2 separate regions of the Homo sapiens genome follow, and region 2 is linked to region 1. Evidence: chromatin loops called from intact Hi-C (ENCODE). Cell type or tissue: A673. All regions are shown on one strand.

Region 1 (8,000 bases):
CACTTTTATAACAACATAAAATGATAGAAGATAGTACTGGAAATTGAAGTTGATTCTAAAGGAATACAAATCAAAATAATGTTCCGGATGGGCTTTTTGAAACATATTATACAATATCGAGATAATAAGACAATTCTTGATCTGCCTCACTAGGAGCCTAAAGTGCTATACAAGCAGTATTTTCACAGTCTCAGTGCTCTCTCCCTACCATTCATCCCTCACTATCATTTACTTCGTGGCTTTCTGAAATGGTGTTTCCTGGCCATACAGGGTATCTTAAATTTGTGTTTACTCCATCAAAAATAGCAACACATTTTGTATCAAACAAAGTCCTAATGACTTAGGTTGGGCATGTATTATTTTTTCTTGACTGGAAATAACTAAAACATGAAAATAAAAAGAAATGTTAGATTCTTAAAGATGTAAACAATTGCTCTAATGAGTAACAAATATTGAGAATTGATGTCCTGAAAGATAGGGCTCACTTCCCTACAGCTGATGCATCAGCTGATCTGACTTAGCACAGTCTGTGAATCAATGTCATTGTTGTTTTTATTTGCAGGGATGTGGAGAGGAGAGTAAGAGGATAGTTTCTGAGAGTCTAATATGGACAAAAGTTACAAAAACATCAGGCTCCAAAGGCAAGTAGTAGTTCCTGATTATATCTGTTAATGACTCTCAGGCAAAGAAAAGTAATTGTTGTGCAGTCTATGACATTACAGCAATGGTGACAGCTCTACATATTTATCTCATTTAAATTTTTTAACTACTCTGTGAGTTATTAGATGTCAGCAGTCCATTTTACAGATGAGGGAACATAGGCTGAAAGAGAATCAGTGACTTAGTCTAATGTTACAAACTGAGCAACCACAGAGCCAAGATTTGAAGCATCATCTGTCTCCTTTCAAAATCTGTATTCATTCTCCTCTAATGTTATGTCTTATCTCAACACTATTCTTTATCTTTATCTTTGTTTACATAAGTCCTAAGTCATGCTACCTTCTAATCTCATAGAATCAGAGTAACTGAATGGATTTCCCAGAGAACCTGACTCTGTCCATTAGGGTTAGATGAAGAGAGAACAGTCATTTAGCTGCCATTATAATTGTTAGTAACTGTTGCAGAATCCCTAAGGTGAAATTATTTCAGTTTAAATAATACAGAATTATGGCAGATAATTTGATTTTTAACAATTTTTTTACAAATAAAACAAAAACCAATGCCCTTATTTTCATTTTACAATCAGCAGAAAGGGTCACACACTAGAATAACATTCATCATGCTCTAGCTAAAAAAAAAAAAAAAAAAAAAAAATTATACCTGAGTTTGCAATTTGCAATGACATCTCACTTTTGAAAGGGATCAAGCACACTTGGTCCACAATTGAAGACCACAAATAGGGGGAAAAAATGGAGTTGTAAATTTCTGTCACCTTTCTCTTCAACCATTATTTTACAGGGCTCCAAAAATTTACATAGATTACATATAAATGATTTTTTAGTTTGTGCTATTATTTATTGAAGGGATAAAAATTAATCATAATTCTTGCTCACACTCATAGGATATTAGTGATGAAAATATCTTTGGGCATTTTCTAGTTTAATTACCTCCCCCCACAATTTTAAAAACAAGGAAACAGTGGCTCAATGAAGTAATGTGGATTCATAGAGTAACTTGGTTGTGAGTGGTAATTAAGTTCTGAGGATTTTTCCAAGGAACTATCTATTCTGAACTAAAAATTGAAAAAAATTACCCATCATAGGATTTCTAAGCCAACTTGGTGACACCTTAAAGAGCAATGTCTTTTAACATTAAGTTTTGCAAGACAGTGTATGTCTGCAAATCGTGGGAACTACATACAGGGTTAAATATCCTGAACAAAGAATACTAGGGCTAGAAGATGACATTTAGTTTCTGGTTTACAAAAGACACTTCTGTTTTACACTATTATCCTCAGGGAGTGATTAATAGCGCTTTTTTTTTTCCTATCAAAAGTTTCTTGGTTTGGGCAACAAATTTTATTGTTTCACAAGTTACCCTAGTCTTTGTTATTGGTATCTATAATTCTTTACCTAGATATGTAACATCACGTATTAAAGGAAAAATGACATTGTATAGGAGAGCTTAGCCATTACTTTCAATTTAGTGTGAAGAAATTTATCAAATCTCTTTTGTCTGATGCCTGAACTATAATCGATTTTTTGAATGAGTGGGATGGCAGAACAAAAGAACACTGGCACCAAAAGGCCAAAAAATATATAAATAAGTAAAAAAGAAAGAAAAATGGGATGAAGAAAAATGAGAAAAGTGTTCACCTGTCTTCCAATTTTGCCCATGGATAGTCTGGATTATAGGTATACTAGGACTTTTCATTTCTACTGACAAAAAGATCAAGTAATGTAAATTAAATAGGAGGGTTTAAGACTTGAGTATTAGGGGCAAATGGCTTGTAAAAGGTCATCTGAACTGCCATAAAGGAAAAATCATGGACATTTACTTGACCTTACACAGACAAATATGTGTGCATGTTTGTGCTGTTGTATACAAAAATATTCACTTAAGATGGCTTCAGGGAAGGGGAGAGAGCCAAGATGAGCCATTGAAGAGTTTTATAATTCAATCATAAAAATAAAATGAAAAAAAATGATGATTTACTGAAAATAGGGTAAGCCTATGATAGCTGTTTTAATTGAGTGCATTTGGCAGGAAAAAATATCTTTAACAGAGCCAATACATTTAAAGCACCTTGTATTCACTCCTCCCTGTCACAATAAAGATAATTATTTTTTATTTAAAGTTAGAGGAAATGAGCCTGTTTTCATCTTAATGTACTTCACATTATGCCTGTATAAGGAGGAAATCCATAAGTTATAGAGAATCAAAATATTGCTAGGGTTTTCTGCATATTTATCAAGACAAAACATTTCCCTAACACTTAAGGTTGGGAAGACAATATTCTGTTCAGGGAAACGACCTCACAATTCTTGTAGTCTATGGTATGAATTATTATTTCATAATACAATATTTCAATATTTTCCCATGTAATTAAATTAGCAAATGTATTTTATACAACATAGGATCTAAGCTACAGAGTGATTGGCATAAATTCTATTCCTGTGTTACACTATAACTACTTTGTTATCTCCCTGTTTATCTGCCAAGAAAGTAGTTATAATCAGAAGGCTTTTCCATGTTCAGTTTTCTTGAAGAATAAACATAAATTAATACAAAATAAATCTAAGTTTTATATTATAGTTGTTTGGATGAATGAACATTCAATCTTCTGTTTAATAACACCTACTAATGGTTGTTTTCGTTTGCTGTACATGGCTGTCATCCTCAATGATTTTTGTTTCTGAAGAATATGTTAAATATACAGTTCCTTATATGCAAAACTAAAAATGTTCCTGCTTTGAAAGCCATGTGTTTGTGGAAGAAATGTATTAATGACATCTGGGGTATAATTTCAGGGAAAATAAACATGCCTAAATGAATAGGTCATAACTTCCGTATTTCCTCTCAATTTATTTTACTGTATTGTTAAAGAAACTCTTAGAAATTCTTGGTAAAGGCCATCATCGGCTTTTTATTTTAGAGTGGGGAACTTGGCTATAGAAAATTACTTAATAGCTCACTACTTAAGGTTTCCAAGACAACATTTCAACATTGGATTTGACATAGATTTCTTGAGCAACACCCCACAAGCACAGGCAATCAAAACAAAAATAGACAAATGGAATAATATTGAGACAGGATAGTTCCCCTGACCAGTTTGTGGGACTCATGAAGGGGTGGCTTGCTTACTCAGCCCGCAGTGCTCAAAACCCTTGTGGGAGTAGGAGCACACAGGTGAGAAGGTGCAGGAGCAGGGGCAAGTAACTTTGGGCGCCGCCCCCCCGCCCCACATACAGGCCTGTGGCAGTGTCTACAGGTTGCATGCGACCTCTGGATCCTGAAAGGGTGAGTGTTACAGTGTACTCTTTGTTTTGCTGTCTGTGGATGGCTTAAGTGTTAAAACAGCTCAGTGGAGAGTCAGTGTGACAGCGTCTTGCACCCATACCTGGGTCCTTGTCCTCTCATTCCAAGAGGAATGAGGTCACAAGGACTTGAAGGATGGTGAACATAGAAATTTTATTGAGTGGTGGAAGTGGCTCTCAGTAGGATGGAAAGCTGGCAAGGGGATAAAGTGGGAAGGCGGCCTAACCATCCCCGGCTGAACTCCTCTCTGACCGTTGTCTCTGATGTCCAGCTGCTTCTTCTCCTCTCAACGTTCAGATGCTTCTTTCTTTTGTGTGTGTGCGCTGAGTTTGGGATCTGGGGTTCTTATGAGCACAAGATAGGGGGCATGGTAGGCCAAAAGGCAACATTTGGTTGGGAAAACAGGGAAGTGAAGTTCTCACTTAGGGCCACAAATTCAGGCTTGAGGGTGGAGCCCTTGCCAGGGACTCCGCCCTCTTTTACCCAATATTTCCCTGCTTCCTGTTCATATCAATATCAAGTTAAAAAGCTTCTGCATAGCAAAGGAACCAATCAAGAAATTGAAGAGACGATCCACAGAATAGGAGAAAATATTTGCAAACTACCCTTCTGAAAAGGGATTAATAACCAGAATATATAAGGAGCTCAAACAGCACTATAGGAAAAAATTGAATAATCCAGTCAAAAATGGGTTAAAGATCTGAGTAGACATTTCTTAAAATAAGACACAAAATGGCAAACAGGCATATGAAAAAGGTACTCAACATCGCTGATCATCAGAGGAATACAAATCAAAACTACAATGAGATATCCTGTCACCCCAGTTAAAATGGTTTTTATCCAAAAGACAGGCAATAACAAATGCTGATGAGGATATGCAGAAAAGGGAACCACTGTGCACTGTTGGTGAGAATGTAAATTAGTACAACCACTATGGAGAACAGTTCAGAGGTTTCAAAAAAAAAACTAAAAACAGAGCTACCATATAATCCAGCTATTCCACTGCTAGGTAGATACTCCCCCAAAAAACAAAGCAGTATATTGAAGAGATACCTGCACTCCTATGTTTATTGCAGCACTGTTCACAATAGTCAAGATTTGGAAACAACCTACATGCCCACAAACAGATGAATGGATAAAGAAAATGTGGTACATATACACAGTGAAGTACTATTCAGCCATAAAAAAGATGGCTGATCCCATCATTTGCAGTGACATGGATGGAACCAGAGGTCATTATGCTAAATGAAATAAGCCAGGCACAGAAGGACAAACTGATCATGTTCTCATTTATTTGTGGAGGATAAAAATTAAAATAGTTCATGAGACAGAGAGTAGATGATGAGTTTGGGAAGGGTAGGTGGAAGAGGGGGAGGTGGTGATGATAAATGGGTACAAATAATAGAGTTAATAAGATATAGTATTTGATAGCACATCAGTGTCACTATTGTCAGTAATAATTTAATTGTACATTTTGAAATAAATGAAAGAGTACAACTGGACTGTTTGTAATACAAAGGATAGATGCTTGAGGTGATAGATACCCCATTTACTCTGATGTGACTATGACACATTTTATGCTTTTATCAAAATATTTCATATACCCCATAAATATATATACCTACTCTGTACCCACAATAATTATAAATTAAAAAAAGACAGCATTCCATTTCACTAAAAGTGTGACTTTAACTCAAAGTGTTTTTCTCTTTTATTAAATTGAACACAAGGCATGAATAAAATTATCCAGCTATCTCTGTATCACATGCATATTGTTGAACTTTAGAAATGGTGTTACAAACTGGTTAAAAATGACTAAAATTATTGTTTATACACACTTAATCCAAACTAACTCTGCTGATGAGATACAAAGGCAAAGTGGGTGGATTTGTTCCACTAATAAAAATAACCCTAGCTGACTCTCTTTTTTTTTGGGGGGGGGGGACGGAGTCTCGCTCTGTTGCCCTGGCTAGAGTGCAGTGGCGCCATCTTGACTCACTGCAAGCTCCGCCTCCTGGGTTCACGCCATTCTCCTGCCTCAGCCTCCCGAGTAGCTGGGATTACAGGTACCCACCACCACGCCTGGCTAATTTTTTGTATTTTTAGTAGAGATGGGGTTTCACCGTGTTAGCCAGGATGGTCTCGATCTCCTGACCTCTCGTAGTCTGCCCTCCTCGGCCTCCCAAAGTGCTGGGATTACAGGTGTGAGCCACCATGCCTGGCCCCCTAGCTGACTCTTAACCTCAGCTCTTTCTCCTTTCAAATCATATACTAGAGTAGCAAACAACATAGTGAAAACAATATTGACATGAGAAACGTATAGATTCTGCTTTCCCTATGATGAAAGGCTTATAACATATTTTTTAGTCATTGGAATTCTTCTTTGTTAATGCTGAAATCATATATCTAAAATGAACCACAATTCCTTAAATACCATAGCATGCATTTTCTCCTTCAAAAGTTAGCTTATAACACTGTTGCTTGTTTGAACAACAAACTGATTAAAACTAGAAAACTACAGTAAAATTGAAGAAGTAAATATTTTTATTACATATTATTATTTTTTATTATTTTTAATGAGTAAAAATTGGTTGATCCACTGGAATTTTTTTAAAGAAGCCTAATTCAACACAGTGCTTATTGGGGTCATAGATTGCAAATAAAAGTCACATGAAAAATTAATCTTTACCTTTGAGTCATATATTAGAGTAGGAAATAACATAATACAACTGTGTCAACATGAATAACTAACTAATTCTGCTTTCCCTGTTTGAAAGGCTTATAACATATTTTCAAGTCATTGAAATTATTTCCAATGCTGAAATCATATATCAAAATAATATACAAAATATACAATATTGTATTACATTCACAATGTATTTTGTTAAAAACTTTTAAAAAATAATCAGGAAAGTAGCAGAATAGAAAGCTCAAAGCCCTTTTATCCATCACAGAAAACAAACACTAAAATAAATAGATAAACTTATAGACTGATTTATATAATTTAATAGTATATCTGATAGTCAAAAATCTACAGAAACCAAGCAAATGCCCAATCAAGAAAAAGCCACATTAAAAATGGTAAGAAATTTCATAGTGTTTTACTTGCCTTTGCCCCATTCTTTATCCTATGTTGTGCTTCACAGGTGGAAGATGATGTCAATACCCAGTTCCCTCACTTGGACCAGAAAGAGCGAAGTAGATCATATTTGCAAGGTTATAACCAGTGTGAGCACTGCCAAGGCACTAGTTTCTCACTCTCCTTACTTGGAACTCAGAAGAGGAAACAGTAGTATAGTTGGGATCTTAGGCTAGAAACCATGTAAACCAGTGGCATGCATGCAAAAACTGCAGGAGAGAGGGGAAGTTGCAGGTCCACAGAAACTGAAGGTAAGAGATTATTGGGAAATAATACAGTAGAACATCTAAGGCCCCAAGAAGAAGCTGAGTTGAGACTCCTTGAAACATAACAGGGTCTGTGAGTGACATCTGCAAGTTGGTAGATTAGAAAGCTCCAAGCCCTTGTTTACCCACAGGAACATTAAAAACAACAGACTGACTAATACAGGTTTTTAGGAGCTCTGGAAAGCAATCACAGTTCTACAGTATTTATAAGAGGGAAAAGCATACACACATGCTCAGACAGAATATATGCTCAGAAAAGGTCTCAGAGGACTTTATGTGTTCATATTACATTGATTAGTAAGTTTTCCCCTGCACAGAGCCAGTGTGCAAAAACTGAGGGATGTGGCCTCTTTTTTAAATGACCAAATTTCAACAAAAATATCATAAAGCATTCAAAGAGATAGGGTAATACGGTCCATCAAAAGGAACAAAGTTAACTTTCAGAAACTGTCTCTAAAGAAACACACACATCAGCCTCACTAGATAAGACTTTAAAATAATTGTCTTAAATATGCTCTAAGAGCAAAAGAAGAATGTGGAGAAAATTCAAGGAAGTAGAGAAACAATATATGAACATAATTAAAATATCGATAAATATAGAAATCATAAAAAAGAAC
Region 2 (8,000 bases), 61 kb before region 1:
AAAACATTTACCAGTATATCACTGGTTTAAACAACTGGTTTGTTGGAGAGTTAAGAATAACATGACTAAGGGATGTAAAAGTGCCTTGTAAAACAACATGCATTGTAAGGTATCGTTAATAATATTCTATGCATAGTGTTTTGATAGCTCAAACCTTGAACAAATAATTATCAAAGGTACCCATGAACAAAGAAGAGTTGAGACAAAAGGGTAATTAATGATGGTTGATAGTGGCTTTCTCAAACTTAAAGCTTAATGCAGGTGCAGGAAAACATTAACAAAAGATGAAATTTAAGAGAACAACACGAGTAAGGTAAAGGGAGCATGTAAGAAGTTCTGAAAAATAAATTAATTCAACATATGAGGGTGTTTGAATGTTACACAGAACTGCAAATAATTGGAAAGATATATTTTAATTTTTTATGTTCTGCAAAAGTCTGAACAGATCTTTTGAAATCATTTTTTCTGTTTTTTATTTCTTTCATGGACATTGAATCAAGGTGACTGCTCCTAAACACCAATAACATTAACATACGGAAATGTGTTTGCATTATTAATAATCATATGTACAATGTTTATATATGAAAAACAAAATATAATGTTATATTTTATGAATAAGTGAAAGACATGTAGTGACAAAACAAGGGTACAATTAAGATTTTAAATGTTCTTTTTTTTCCTTTATTTCTTAAAAACCGAGATAAATGTGCAGACTGTACAGATTTGTTACATAGGTATATTTGTACCATGCTGGTTTGCTGCACCTATTGAGCCATCCTCTAAGCTCCCTCCCCTTACCCCCAACCCCCAACAGGCCCTGGTGTGTCTTGTTCCCCTCCCTGTGTCCATGTGTTCTCAATGTTCAACTCCCACTTATGAGTGAGAACATGTGGTGTTTGGTTTTTGGTTTCTGTGTTAGTTTGCTGAGGATGATGGCTTCCAGCTTCATCCATGTCCCTGCAAAGGACATGATCTCATTCCTTTTTATGGCTGCAGAGTATTCCATGGTATATATGTACCAAATTTTTTTATCCAATCTGTTACTGATGGGCATTTGGGTTGGTTCCATGTCTTTGCTATTGTAAATAGTGCTACAGTAAATATATGTGTGTATGTGTCTTTATAGTAGAATAATTTATAATACTTTGGGTATCTACCCAGTAATGGGATTGCTGGGTCAAATGGTATTTCTGGTTCTAGGTCCTTGAGGAATTGCCATACTGTCTTCCACAATGGTTGAACTAATTTACACTCCCACCAACAGTGTAAACGCATTCCTATTTCTCCACAGCCTCGCCAGCATCTATTATTTCCTGATTTTGCAATAATTGCCATTCTGACTGGCATGAGATGGTATCTCACTGTGGTTTTGATTCGTATTTCTTTGATGATCAGTGATGTTGAGCTTTTTTTCATATATCTGTTGGCCCTATAAATATCTTCTTTTGTGAGGTGTCTGTTCATATCATTTGCCTACCTTTTGATGGGGTTGTGTTTTTTTCTTGTAAATATATTTAAGTGTTCTTTAGATTGAAAAAAAGGATAAGATTTATAAGGAAAGACTAGCTTTTTGGCATTTAAGTGACCAAGGCCTCACTAGGGCAACACAAGCAATTCTAAAACCCCACCCAGGTGGATACAGTTAATGTCATGCAGCCTGGGATCTCCTCCCTTATCTATTTTGTCATTTTATGAGTACTTATAGCCACACAACTAAAGAAAAAACAATAACTTAGGATAGGCATTATGAAACAAAGAACAAATTGTATTTTCTTTTATTTGTATTTCCTCTCTCTTTTCTTTCCCCCCTATTTGTTGAAAAAAGTGTTAGTATGTGAAAAGAGGAATAGTCGCAGTTAAAACTTCATATTATATATAAATCTAATGCAGAGTAGAAGATAAAACATTGAAAAAAGTGAGATTAGAAAATAAGAAATCATCATCAAGGTGTCAAAAAACAGCGAATGACAAGTATAACAAAAATCATCAATGATTTTACAACTTTTTGCCATGAAGAATCTTTCCAGCAGATCCGTACACTGCCTCCTATCTTCTCTGCCCCACTTCTCCTCCCTTCCTTCTTCCCTCTCCCTCCTTCCCTCCCTTCCTTCCTCTCTTCTTTTCCTCTTAGGTATCTGCTCTCCTTCACTCTCTCCTCCAACACATCATCTCTGTTTAGATCAGAATTAACTCTACAAAGGTCCTTTTCTAAGGCACACATCTGACATGACATGCACACAATGAGAGACAACCCTTTCCCCCACTATATCCCAGGCTATCTTTCCCATCACGTTTTTTCTGTCTTCTTTCTCAGTGGACCCCCTGCTTCAGCAACATTTCAACAGGATAGTTCCCAAACACCTTACACTTTTAGCCTTTTCATTGAAAAGAAGGTAGAATGTGCAGTAGAAAAAGCAGGGTTTTGGCAAAATCACATCGGGTCTCTACCACTTAACAGTTGTAGTATGAAAAGCAAGTTACTAGGCTTTTCAATGCCTCAGATTCTTAATGCATAAAATAATGATACCCTATCTAGGGTTTTTGTGAAAAATAAATGAGATAACACATGTGAACTTTCATTAAGATAACTTTGATAATTAGTCAACTGTAGTGATGATAAAGGTGATAATGACTGTGCTGGCTGAATATTTCCCCTCTGCTGCTCCAGATTTGCCTCGTACTTTTCCCACTGGCTCTGTATTCCAAAATGCTGAACTTCATGGACTTAATTAATGGGCTCCTTTCTCTTTGGTGTCTGGTTGGAGTAGTGCAAAGAGAGGTTCCTGTAGGAGATGAATGGAGAGGAATCTTTGGAGTATTTATTCCCGAGGCTCCCTCCCAGCTCCTCTACAGGATGGCAGGGGTTGCATTATTCTGTCAAAGGCTGCAGCTTCTATAAGGTGGCTATTTCTCATGGCTACACCTTCTCTTCAGGTCTGACAGCTAGCTCTTCTGGCTCTTTCTGTTCTAGAAATGGTAATGTATATCATTGGGGTGCCACCTGTCCTGCCAGGATTCTGACAAATGCAGTAATTATGATTGTTGTCTTTGCCCGCAATACCTTTATTTAACCTCTTCTAAACTTATCGAGGCCCTACCCTGTTCTCAAAGAATGACTAAAATGCTATTGTTTTAAATAATTATGACAATGCCACCCCTCTCCTTTTTTTTTTTTTTTCAAAGGATGACCTCAACTTTTCCTGGACGCCCAGAATAATATGCATGAAACTTTAATCTAGTTTGGCAAGAAGCAGAGTTTACATAATAGTAATTTGGTTCCTGCCTATAAAATTGTGAGCCTGTTGGAGATCAGGGACTGGATCCTACTCAAATATACCCTAGAAACACTTGCTACAGTTATTTGCACATGGAATATGAATATAAGATTTTTTAAATGGAATTAAATCCTTTTTTTGGCATCATCTCTATTCTTCTCCCAATTCCTTAAGATGAAGATTAATTTAGTCTCTCTGCTTTCTTTAATTATCTCTCTAATTCTGTCTTTACCTATTTTTTTATACCAAAGGACGCCCACAACCTGACCCAATAAGCCAAAATCTTTTCCCCTTAAAAACCAAGTAGAAGTTGGTAACACTCATGTATGAATAACTTTTCTTTGCTAATACACATTCATAATTTTTGCCCCAAATATCTTTAAAAATATACCCCTATATCTCAACTTACTTTCTTCAAAGCTGTCTTTTTTGTTTCTTTCTTTCAGCACATGCTAATAAGTAAGCTTTCTTTCATTGCTTATTTCTGTACTTTTTTGTATTATTAAAACAATATGTTGCTCTTTTCTATAAAAGATGAATAAATATATTCTCCAAATGATTCGTGGTAGAGGTTTAAAGAAAAAAAATCAGCTTACTTTATTAACTTAATTTTCTTTTTAAAAAATTATTAAACCTAACAGGTAGTCTATTTCAAGCATTTGAAAACTGAAAGTCTCATAGATGTTATTTACTCTAAATTATATTACTAAAAAGAATATTCTGTCAGAAATGAATTTCTACAATGTACCATAAAATGTATGTGATTATATTCAAAAGAAAAAATATATATGAAGTATGAGAACCTATAGCACTACTGTGCTGAGCTAAAGCTTGGCTAGTGAGAGGCTAAATGTTGCCTCTCCCTGGAATATCCCTGGAATATTTCTTTTGACATAAATTTCTTTTGAAATATTCCAGGCATACTTGCATCACTTGGGCACCTGCATTCAGGCTTGACAATCAGCTCTTTATTGTAATCTCACTTTGTGTAATCATTTTTTGCCACTGTAGGTATGGCAAGGCTGAATAATTTCATCCATAAGTGAGCTGCAGTGACTTTTAGAGTAGAAAGTAGTAGCTACTGAAATGTATGGAAGAATGTGACTGCTGTTAAAACTAGAGGCTCAGCCGCTTTGTGTGTGTGTGTGTGTGTGTGTGTGTAAAATTCCAGAAGGACTACACCTTTGAGCTTGCCATATAAACCTTTGACTGAGGAATTTCATTTGGAGCAAGCCAGCGGAAATTTAATTTTCAATTAAATTTAAAAAGATCTAACTCAATAAGGAGAAGTGTGCCTTTCTCGTTAGGAGATATAGAAAGAAAACACTGAAAACCAAATCCCTGCCAAGGGATCTTATTGTAGAAGTCTTTGATTAGGTTCACTGACATTTTAATATTCTGCAAGTTTAAAACTTTCAAAGAACACTAATATATATTACGTAACTTGTATATTTAATTTAAGGCATTTTATTTCTTATTCTCTCTTGAGCTTTAGCAACACTGTATTATTATTCGACATTGTTATATTAATATGTGTCCTCTCAATTGAAATAGAATTGGGTCCTTCAAAGAGAGTGCTCATTCTGAAACCTCTATCATAGTTAACTCTAAAACTGTGTCTTCATTCCTGTCTTCTCAGGGGAGTCTGGGCCCATCGCCTCTAGTTAGAGGTCTTACTGTCACATCAAATTCAATTTAATTTGTTATTTCTAGTACCAACCTCACCAATTCCTTCATGTAGGTAGCTTTTCCTCCATTTAAAAATGTATTAAATTTACCTCTATCACTATTAGATTTGTAGCATTTACCACATAATAGAAACACACAGACATATACATATACACATTCTAGAAGTAAAAGGAGGAGAGTAAAATAGAATTACTTTATTGCTGTGCTTGTTTTAGTTATCCATTGAAAATGGTTTTAGAAGTGGTTGTTTTTAGAATAAGACAAACTTCTCTTTCTATCAAGTTTCCAGACATTGGTGTCAGGGCATTTTTATCTCTTCCTTCTCTTCATTTCCCACCTCCAATCAATACTTAAGCCTTCTCTATGGTTTTTATATGACTCCGTTTTTCTTCCTTCCTTTTTATTTTTTATTTCACCAACCGTGTGTAGACTAAAGGTTACCTCATTCCTTTATTCATTCAACCAAAGAGCATTTATTAAATGGCTGGCTATTAGCAAGGTATTAAGGTACTTTAATTCCTAAATATGCCAATAGCTTTCTAATTTTTCTCCAGGACTCTAGTTCCTTCCTGCACTACCAATGCATTCATATTTTTCTTATCTTTATTCTAATTCCTTGTTTTCAAAATTCCCTTGACATATCGTTGTTCATTGGATAGAATTTGAAGTTTTGACTTACATTCGAGATTTCTGGAATGTGCGGCTGGGTGCGGTGGCTCATGCCTGTAATCCCAGCACTTAGGGAGGAGGTGGGCAGATCACTTGAGGTCAGGAGTTCAAGACCAGCCTGGCCAACATGGTGAAACCCCATGTCTACTAAAAATATAAAAATTAGCTGGGCATGGTGGTGTACGCCTGTAGTTTCAGCTACTTGGGAGGCTGAGGCAGAATTGCTTGAATTCAGGGGGCAGAGGTTGCAGTGAGCCAAGATTATGCCACTGCACTCCAGCCTGGCAGCCAGAAATCCAAAAAAGATTTCTGGAATGTTGCTACTACCTGTCAATCTTTGCCTTTCATTATGGCTAAATGTATTTAATTGATGACCATTTCCAGCCAGACATTAGCTTGCTATTCTCTTTATGCATCCTCTATTTTCTTCATTTCTATATAATAAAACCATATATTCAGATTAATTAACAGAACAGGTGAAAACAACTCTCCCTACTCTATCTCCACCAGATTCTGACTATGTATACTTCAGAAAATTTGCTTTGACATTTCTAGACAAACATGAATCCATCTGCAGCATTCTCCAACCAAATTGTTCTTATTATTATTTCTTATTTGTTCTTTAAGGACCAAGTTAAATATACAACAAGGATAAACATGTTTCTAGATTTTATAAAGGTACTGTGAAAAAGCTATTTTAATTCATTCTTCCCACCAACATTGGTCCAGGTAAAAGAAATTTCCAACTGCATTGTGCTACTGATACTTGGCTTTTAGAGTTCATGATGATTCTATAGTCCAGACACTCAAGATAACCACCAGCAAAAATCCCAATTAGTCTCTTAATTCCTGTGTTGGGTGCAGTTACTAAAGAAATCTCCAACTGCAGGGGCTAAGTTTTATAAGAAAGAATATATGATACTACTACATTTTTGTTTCTAGGGCTATATGTATATCCCTATATATAGAGATGCATATATAAATATGTATGCACTTATGATAGTTTATAGTGGTGCATAAACTATTTATCAAGATAAGGAAAGAAGGAAGGACATAAGAAAGGGAAGAAAAGAAAGAAAATAATTTAAAAACAATAAAAAAAGGAGGGAGGGGCAGGTTAAGGAATAATTGAGGCAAAGAGAAAAAAAAGATAGAAAAATATAATGAGCCAGAGTAAGGTTATAGAAAAAAATCACTTATGATATGGAAAATTCACTTACTTGTAACTCAGCAAGGCAGGGCTGAAAGGCTAGCCATAAATGTGTAAAGCACTATTCAAAGGTTATTATTGCTCCTTAATGAATGGCCCTATTTGGAGGCAAATGATTACACAGAATTAAAAGCACAGACGCACATTTCTCAGCTCACCTAAGTCCCTGTGCCAAGATTCTGGTTATCACAGAGGAGAGGTTTCTAAGGCCACAGCACACAACTTAAGAAAGGAAGCTTGGATTTGTTGCCAACACTTGCAAATTTTCCTAAGGGTTTCTGCTAATTTGCAGCACATAGCAAAACAAGTGTGAAAGTATGAAATGACGCATGCTAAAGGGAAGGTTGAAAAAGCGGGGAGAAGGAGAGAATGGTTCTATTTCAGGAGGATGCCTGATTTCATTAAAATCAACTGTTAACCTTTTCCTTACATTATATTTACTGAATCACTATAATTTTACAAATAAGTCTGTATCTCAGTCTTATCCATAAATCTTTCTGTGAAGCAAGCAGACCATAAGATTCACCCCAATGAAGTCTTCTTTGTTGGCCAAAGCATTCTAACAGAATAAAAACTTGTAAAACAATGTGCATTTGAAATAGTGTACAGAAAGCCCAGTCCTTGACTGGGCAAAGTAACTCATGGAGTAGTAAGAGTACAGCGAGAGGGAGGGAGGGAGAGAAAGACAGAAAAGAGAAGCAGTCTGACTATTTTACTAATTTGCTTAAAATTTTTTCAACAACCCTGTTATCTGTAAAGGGAGGAGGCAGTGCTGAGGGACTGTTGGGTAAAACCAACACTCGTCTAGGTTCATATAGAGTCAGTAACTTACAAGGTACCCTTGGGTACATCATTTATCTCCTTTAAATTTCAGCTTTTTCATGTGGAAAGCAAGAAAATGTTTATGAATATTGTAAATATTTTCCTCTATATGTTTGCTTCACTGAGATCACTTTACAGAGCACTTAATACATTGCATGGCAAATAAGAAACACCAGAAATATCTTGAGTATTATCACTATTATTAGTTTCAACGTGGACTGGTAGATTTGGAAAAGCCTCCAGAGGATTATGCTTTTATTTCTACATCAGGGAACTCAGGACCAGGGATGCTTCCTAACTTTCTCAAAGTCATTCAACATGGATGAAGCTGGAAA

Evidence for each region. Peaks named below come from ENCODE experiments on the same cell type or tissue, not always from the same donor. Only the 100,000 strongest peaks of a DNase experiment are listed, where the experiment ranks them.
Region 2: a loop joins it to region 1, with 4 times the contacts of the local background. A loop is called at or near these places in 2 of 110 quality-filtered maps.

What each region holds. Positions count from the first base shown.
Region 1 is chr9:28,461,125-28,469,124 of GRCh38, forward strand. All of the region lies in intron 4 of LINGO2 (leucine rich repeat and Ig domain containing 2), which reads right to left. Among named protein-coding and RNA genes, the nearest start is that of MIR876, 400 kb to the right of the region's middle. In A673, no CTCF peak of the experiment used is centred here; a DNase peak (open chromatin) is centred at 3,517.
Region 2 is chr9:28,400,492-28,408,491 of GRCh38, forward strand. The region is part of intron 4 of LINGO2 (leucine rich repeat and Ig domain containing 2); the gene reads right to left. Among named protein-coding and RNA genes, the nearest start is that of MIR876, 460 kb to the right of the region's middle. In A673, no CTCF peak of the experiment used is centred here; no DNase peak of the experiment used is centred here.